3 separate regions of the Mus musculus genome follow, and regions 1 and 2 are each linked to region 3. The links are chromatin loops, found by intact Hi-C in ENCODE. Cell type or tissue: left cerebral cortex. All regions are shown on one strand. Region 1 holds the start of Gm32735 (a long non-coding RNA gene). Region 2 has its middle 11 kb from the start of Gm32735. Region 3 has its middle 54 kb from the start of Gm32735.

What was found. Hi-C counts contacts between places; a loop is a spot of excess contacts. Peaks named below come from ENCODE experiments on the same cell type or tissue, not always from the same donor. Only the 100,000 strongest peaks of a DNase experiment are listed, where the experiment ranks them.
Region 1: a loop joins it to region 3, with 2.1 times the contacts of the local background. A loop is called at or near these places in 2 of 42 quality-filtered maps.
Region 2: it touches region 3 in a loop (2.0-fold over the local background); 2 of 42 quality-filtered maps call a loop at or near these places.

The regions. Positions count from the first base shown.
Region 1 is chr8:30,913,785-30,916,284 of GRCm38, forward strand. It overlaps Gm32735 (a long non-coding RNA gene), which reads left to right and starts at 1,713. Exons shown (of 2, transcript XR_378851.2): 1 at 1,713-1,835; 2 at 1,917-2,500. In left cerebral cortex, no CTCF peak of the experiment used is centred here; DNase peaks (open chromatin) are centred at 1,561, 1,821 and 2,122; H3K4me3 peaks cover 821 bases; H3K27ac peaks cover 764 bases.
Region 2 is chr8:30,903,639-30,906,138 of GRCm38, forward strand. No RefSeq gene overlaps it. Among named protein-coding and RNA genes, the nearest start is that of Gm32735, 11 kb to the right of the region's middle. In left cerebral cortex, no CTCF peak of the experiment used is centred here; no DNase peak of the experiment used is centred here.
Region 3 is chr8:30,859,946-30,862,445 of GRCm38, forward strand. No RefSeq gene overlaps it. Among named protein-coding and RNA genes, the nearest start is that of Gm32735, 54 kb to the right of the region's middle. In left cerebral cortex, no CTCF peak of the experiment used is centred here; a DNase peak (open chromatin) is centred at 1,025.

The sequences.
Region 1 (2,500 bases), 54 kb after region 3:
TAAGCCTCCTTGCATACAAAAGATAATGACAAATGCAAAACAAGCATTCGGAACAGTGCGGCTTATCACTGGAGAATGGGCAAGGTGCCAGCTCTCTGCACTAAACCGAGGAGGGAGCTACAGCCAGGCAGGGCTAGTGGAACTGCCCAGGGATGGGGCACAGAGTCACAGGCATCAGCTGAAATTGGCATTTTCCTAAACTAGGATGTGAACCCCACCATGGATGGCAAACGTGGCTGTCTCAGGGGAATGAGGCAGCACCTGGGAGAAAGTTCAAACTGCTGGTGCTACCCAAAGATGGAGGTGGTCCACACAGCTTAGTTTACCATTCTATCTACAAACCACCTTCAGGCAAAAGTTTCAGCCTGAATCCAGAGCCTCCAATAGATGGAAATTTTCTTGAAAGCCAGAAAGCAGTAGTTTTCAACCTGTGGGTAGCAACCCCTTTGGGGGAAGGGGTGTCGAACGACCCTTTCAAGGGAGTTACATATCAGATGTTTACATTATGATTCACAACAGGAGCAAAACTACAGTTATGGCATGAAAATGAAAATAATTGTACGGCTGGAGGTCACCAGGACATGAGGTGCTGTATTAAAGGGTTGAAGTGTTAGGAAGGTTGAGAACCACAGACGTAAAGGTTTGTAGATCACATAGTCAGGGTGAGAGTGTTCTACAATGACCTCTAAGGGGTTTGTATGTCTGTGTGTGTGTGTGTGTGTGTGTGTGTGTGTGTGTGTGTGTGTGTGTGTGTGTGTGTGTGTGTGTGTGTTTAGAAGCAGAAGTACATGAAACTTAAGAAGCACAAAGACCAAAGTGTGGACACTTTGCCCCTTCTTAGAATTGGGAACAAAACACCGAAGGAGTTACAGAGACAAAGTTTGGAGCAGAGATGAAAGGATGGACCATCTAGAGACTGCCATACCCGGGGATCCATCCCATAATCAGCCTCCAAACGCTGACACCATTGCATACACTAGCAAGATTTTGCTGAAAGGACCCTGATATAGCTGTCTCTTGTGAGACTATGCCGGGGCCTAGCAAACACAGAAGTGGATGATCACAGTCAGCTATTGGGTGGAACACAGGGCCCCCAATGGAGGAGCTAGAGAAATTACCCAAAGAGCTAAAGGGATCTGCAACCCTGTAGGTTGAACAACAATATGAACTAACCAGTACCCCCCGGAGTTCTTGACTCTAGCTGCATATGTATCAGAAGATGGCCTAGTCGGCCATCAGTGGAAAGAGAGGCCCATTGGTCATGCAAACTTTACATGCCTCAGTACAGGGGAACGCCAGGGCCAAGAAGTGAGAGTGGGCGGGGGAGGAGGATGGTGGGGGGGGGGATATGAGGGACTTGAAATGTAAATGAAGAAAATACCTAATTTAAAAAAAAAGAAGAAGAAGAAGAAGAAGAAGTATGCTCAACCTGCTAGCCAGGAAACCTGTTGTTACAAAGTTGTGCTGCTGCTGCTGCTGCAGGATACAGAGGAGTGCTTTAAGTAGGTCTGGCGGAGGAGGGCGTGTGTGCATGCATCCATGTGAGTGTGTGCCTGTGCGTGCTCAGGTTGACCTCAAACTTCAGATCCTCCTGCCTCCACCGTACATAGTTGCAATTACATGCCCATCTCTGTTAAGGTGCCCCATCTGTGGTGAGTTCTTCACATAGTCTTTTTCCCGACACTTCTCGTTTCTCACAGAAGAAACGCAGCTCTTAAGTAGATAGCTCACTGAGTGCTTAGAAGCTCTTTTGTAGGCGACTGTCTGGAGCACTCTCACCAAAATCCCAACACTAGATGTCTGCGGGCACCCTCACAGCCGAACAAACCTCGCAGGTGCTTGTGTGACTGAGGAGAGGTAGGTGGCAGAGTAGATGATACCCAGCCCCTCCAAGTCTTCACTCTTTTTTTTTCCAGCTCTCCTGTGCCTTCGATGCTACCTCAAGAGGCCACCTGCTGAAGCAGCTGCCACAAACATGCTCCAGCCAGACTCTGCAGGCAGACAGAAGGTTGACAACGATGAAAGAGCTCTCAGCCCAATCTCTCAGCCTCACTCTTTCTGCAGCTGTGCCCAGAAAGACGTCTCTGCGGGTATTAACATGAGGAGCTCTGTTAACTCATCCCTGATCACTCCAAACCTGTGATTCTACTTCCATGTCCAACTGTCCCCTCCTGGGGTAGTGCCAGTCTCAGAGACTTTACTTAGATGTTTGTCAGCTTCTGCACAGCTGGGAGCAGAGCCGCGCCTCCACAGCCCAGCTGAAGAGAACAAAAGCTTCCAATGCCTACAATCGTAATGAGTCTCCGCACCCCCACCTCTGTACCGTAGCCAACTCCCTTCCCTCCTCCCTACGAGTGGAAAACCACCTTAAAACGCACCCCCATACCACCTCAAGATCTTTATTTATTTCCATACCAGGGGAGGACGGCATGGTGGAGTGGGGGCGGGAAGGGGGGTGAGGAAATGGTGTTTGTTTCCCTTGTTTTTCCAGAAGCTAAAA
Region 2 (2,500 bases), 44 kb after region 3:
TATTCTTTCAGCCAGGAACATTACTGTAAATGATTTAGAAGATGCCAAGCAATGCCTCCTTTGCTAGTTATTCACAGGTGCGCACTCAGAGAGATACAAGTAATAATAAAAATATAAACAACAGCAAAAGGAAGAGGGTGTGTGGTGGGATGTCTGAAGGGAGAGTATAGTGTGGCCTCTAGATTGAAGGTACTTCATCATCAGGGATTGTGGGGCAAGTTGAACCATGTCGCCAACAGAAAAACTGGCAAGGTCGAGCAGATTAAGGAACCCTGGCAATTCTTATAATTGAGAACATTTAAATCTACTCCCGACCAGATTCCTGTCCTGGAACACGTAACAGCAACACCCCACTAAGAGGACCATGACAACTTGCCCCTTTAGCACAGAAACCCAGAGTTCCCCCTGTTAATGAGGTATCTAGATGAGCCCTGAGGGTTTAGCCAATAAGTTTCCAATCTGGGGCATCTCTTCCTGCAAAAGGTATTTAATCTCTTGTTCACCCTGAGTAAGTCATATGCATCTTTTTCTGCCACGAATAAAGTTTGGACAAGCAAGGACTGTCTCTCTAATCAAGGTCCACCAGAGGGGGAGGCCTTTGTCACGCAGAGCCAGAGGTGCAGAAGGCCCTTCCACATTCCTGCCACACACCCTCAGCTAAAGCCAAATTCTAACCCTGCACCAGGCTTATCTCAGGCCTGAGGACCCTTGTTCTCAACACTTTGCAATTCCCAGCCGCATTTGGGTCCCCCAAGAGTTTGAGAACCACAGCATCTATCCCAGTCCATGCCCCTTCTCGTGTTTCTTTGCTGAAGAAAAGCAGTCTGGAACCCTCTCTACTAGCCTGTGTTTAGCCTCCCTTGAAGGGCAGGCATGTCAGAGTCCCACAAGGCCACCACTCCATTGGCGAGAAAGGAACATAGCCTTGCGCCTCTGTGTTTCACCTCACCAAGCAGTTTTCCGACACCCCAACAGCAAAGCAAAATGCAGACTCACAGAGATAGGGATACATGAAGATCTGTGTCGTGTCATTCTTTCCAAAGACTTGGATATACATTAATAGCATCATTTATTCCTGGTTTCAATTAGAGCCTTGTTCAATAAAAATTCCACCACTGAACTTTCAAGTATAATTATAAAATTTCTGTAATGAATGCCATGAAATGGTGTGTTCGTTTCACTACCCCTTTTGCATACATGACATGTTTCACAAGACAAACTTTAGGATATGCGATCCAAGATATTTGGTACATTGATTGATTTGGGGCAAAAGCGTTCAAATTTTTACGGCTACATTCTCTGTAAAGTATTAAAGGGTTTCATAAACAAAGAACCAGGAAAACTAATTGGTAGGAGAAACATGGTAGCTAAACAACTAGCTACAGTTCAGAGTTCAGAAGAGGGGGCTCATGTGTTATGTTAAGGTCCTTCACATAATATAAACATAAGTAGTAAATTATTGAGAAAACTTTTGTTTAAAAACGGCATTTTTGAAATTCAATTCAGTTTCCAAGGTTTTAGAACATATTGCCTCCTTCAAAGTCTTAATTTGCTCTCTTACTCAATATGTAATCTATTATGTTCAAACTAAATTGGATATGTGTTCATTCGTTCTTTTGTTCATTTGTAAAATATATGGAAAATTCATTGTTATAGAGTATATTCATACAGCTATATTGTCAAATTGAAAAGCTAGGAGTAATAAACATAACAACTCCCCATAGCAAGTGAATTCAAAGCAGGCAGGACCAGCGCTAGTCTCAAATTACTATCTCCTGGTCTTTAGAACATGCAAGAAGAAGGAAGAACCTCTTCCTCACATTCCAGGTTTGTCTGGCTAAACGTGGTCAATAACTGCATTTGTTACCAGTGGGTCCATTGTCTCCTGAAATGCATTGTTGAATCGGGGATGGAGGAGCTCCATGACAGAGCACTAGACTAACATAGCCAAGACCTGGGTTAGAACCTTAGCACTTACACACACACACACACACACACAAACACACACACACACACACCTAGAAAGGGTTTCAGATGTGTCCAAACCACAGCATGACAGAAGACTACATGAGTTTTGGAACTGAACATATAATACATTTGGAAAGGCAAAAGGCACCGCTCTCTGCCCCAAACCATATCCTGTATAATTCATGTGTGCCTCAGAGAACAAACGTGGAAAGAAGCCCGTGTTAATTGACTGGATGACTGTGCTAGCCAGATGCCTTGCTTTCATAGGCACCTACACACATCCTATAAATTCACTGTAGGGACTAAGAAGTAAGAGTCATCTGTACAGTGTCACCAAGCCTTACTGTACGCTGCCTCTCTGGCCCCCTCCTCTGAATTGTAGCTAGTCGTTTAGCTACACGTTTCTCCTTCCAATTACTTTTCCTGGTTCCCTGTTTATGAAACCCTTTAATACATTAAGGAGAATGGAACATTCGGCTGCCAGAGAAAGCTTACAACATTCGAAACGATACAGATATGAGGGCAGAAAGAG
Region 3 (2,500 bases):
GAAGATTCATAGCCACAAAGTTCGCTGCACCCCAGTTCCATCGTAATGTTTTACTTGCTACATGTTCTACAACACAGGCTCAGATGGTGACCCAAAGAGCGGTCCTCACAGCTGCATGCTCTCGAGGAAGATGCTGAAAAAACATAGGACATCATGTCTTCTCCTCTTAGTTCACATGAACCTGTTCTCCACCTTTAATTCACATGCACGTCTGCCATGCATACACATACAGTTCAGAACTTGGCAATACAAAAACAAAAAGAAAAACTCTTATTCCACTAGACAGCATACATGGCCAGTTTAAAACAAAACCAGACAATAGAGAACCATCTATACCTCAGCTTGTATCAACTAATGTTAATTGCTTGGCTAAAACCCAGTGTCCAAAGCCATGTTTATAATTAATACCTAGCCCACTTGGAAGCCTTCATATACCAAGTCACCACTAAAGTATTGCCTGGCGAGCAGACTAATGTAATTGCAGCACTGAACGTCTTCAGTTCTCAAGATTCGTTCTTCATATTACCCTAAAAGCAATTTCGTTTGCCTTGTTCTGATGGAATAACTCAACAAGAAAGATGCTCCTATTTAGCAATGGATAGTCGGGATGCAGAGATAAGTTTATTAAGACACATGATTAACCCCCCCCCTGCACCTTTTGATCAGAAAATGTCCAAGAATTCCTGTTTCCAGAAGCAACTTCACTAAGTTGTCCTGGTGTTAATCTGCAGAAAGAAGGTAGCACGAATGCTGAGCTGCTCAGAAGGTTCCCGGAGACCTAGACTTATTAATCTACTTATCTCCAAATTTGTTATCCCAGAAACACAGGAATCTCTTTCGCTATGTATTTATTTATTTCCCAGGAGAATTCTAGCATGGTCTTAAGAGAGCAAGGACAAAGCCCTGCATTGCCCCTGGGTGCTATTTACCCTGTTAAAGCACTGGCCTGCAGACCACACTTTCAGAAACACCGATTTAGAAATAAAACTACAGTTGTTTAACCCCAGCTCATTGAAAGGTCTATTGAACAACCCCCTCCCCCTCAACTTCAATCAGGCTTACTGGGTCCTGCTTTCTACAGAGCATATGGTGGGGGCGGTGAGGCAGGCTGGAGGTGGAACATGACAGGAAAGGGGGAAGATAGAAACTTGTAATATAGAATTTATTTTGTGCTCAGAAATGAAGAGTGCTTAAGCTAATCACTTAGAAACCAGACCTCTCATGTTCCCCTTCAATGCAATGGCAGGCATCATTACACCCCAGGAGCATATGACAGACAAGCGACCACACCTTTTTCCTTTCCATTCCCCGCTGTCCCCATTCTCTGGAAATAAAACTGCTGTCTAACCTGGTGACTCAAATGGGGCATTTGGCAAGGAGTATTTTGCTTCACGTTGAGTGATTTCTTCCTAAGAAATTATCAACGTTATAATAGCAAGGTAATTAGGGAAGCATCGAGAAGAACTTGATTAAAATTGCTTCTAATGCTTTGTATCTAACAAGAAGCAAGCATCTATGCCAGAATCTTCAAGAAGTTTAGAAATCTGATAGGTATGAAGACAGAGATGGTTCCCTTTAATAAATGTTTTTCTCTCCTCTCTTTCCTCTCTCTCTCTCTCTCTCTCTCTCTCTCTCTCTCTCTCTCTCTCTCTCTCTCTGTGTGTGTGTGTGTCTCTCTCTCTCCTCTCTCCTCTCCTCTCTCTCTCTCCTCTCTCCTCTCCTCTCCTCTCTCTCTCCTCTCCTCTCTCTCTCTCTCTCTCTCTCTCTCTCTCTCTCTCTCTCTCTCCCTCTCTCTCTCTCTCTCACACACACACACACAACATGGCAATAGTTAAACTAACATTCCACTATTGCAACAGATGTTTGATATATCCCAATCTGGCCACAACTGTGATGTCCCATTGGCCAAAGCAAGTCAGAATCGACATGGGACAGAGTACATAAGTGCTTTGATAACGGAGCATGTGATTTTCTCGTGATGGTTATGCTATCAGTCATCCACATGGCCTAATACTGCTCATCTGGCCAGGGTGAATGGAAACTCACAATTCATACAGAGTAGGGAGTCTCTGAATTCAGCCAATCAAACTTATATGGTGGCACAGAGCTGGAGTGACAGCTCAGTCAGTAATGTATTTTCTCTGCAAACATAAGGACCTGAGGTCAATACCTGGTACCTATTTTAAAAATAAAATAAAACCAAGTGTTGTGCCAGTTCTGGGGAGACAGAGACTGGAGGATCTCTGGGGCTTCACTTAGCTTAATTAGTGTAGCTAGTCTGTTGCCTAGAAAATAAGAAAGACAGCTCTTGAGAAATGGCACCCAAGCTGTACCATTGACCTACACACGCACATGTGTGCGAGTGTGCATGAGTGTGTGCATACTCGTGTGCACACACAGGCACACATATGTGTCTATGTGCATGTATGCTGTGCACACAGGCTTGAGCACTGTTTTTCTCTGTTTTATCGGGAATGTTTTGCCTTAATAAACAGATTTT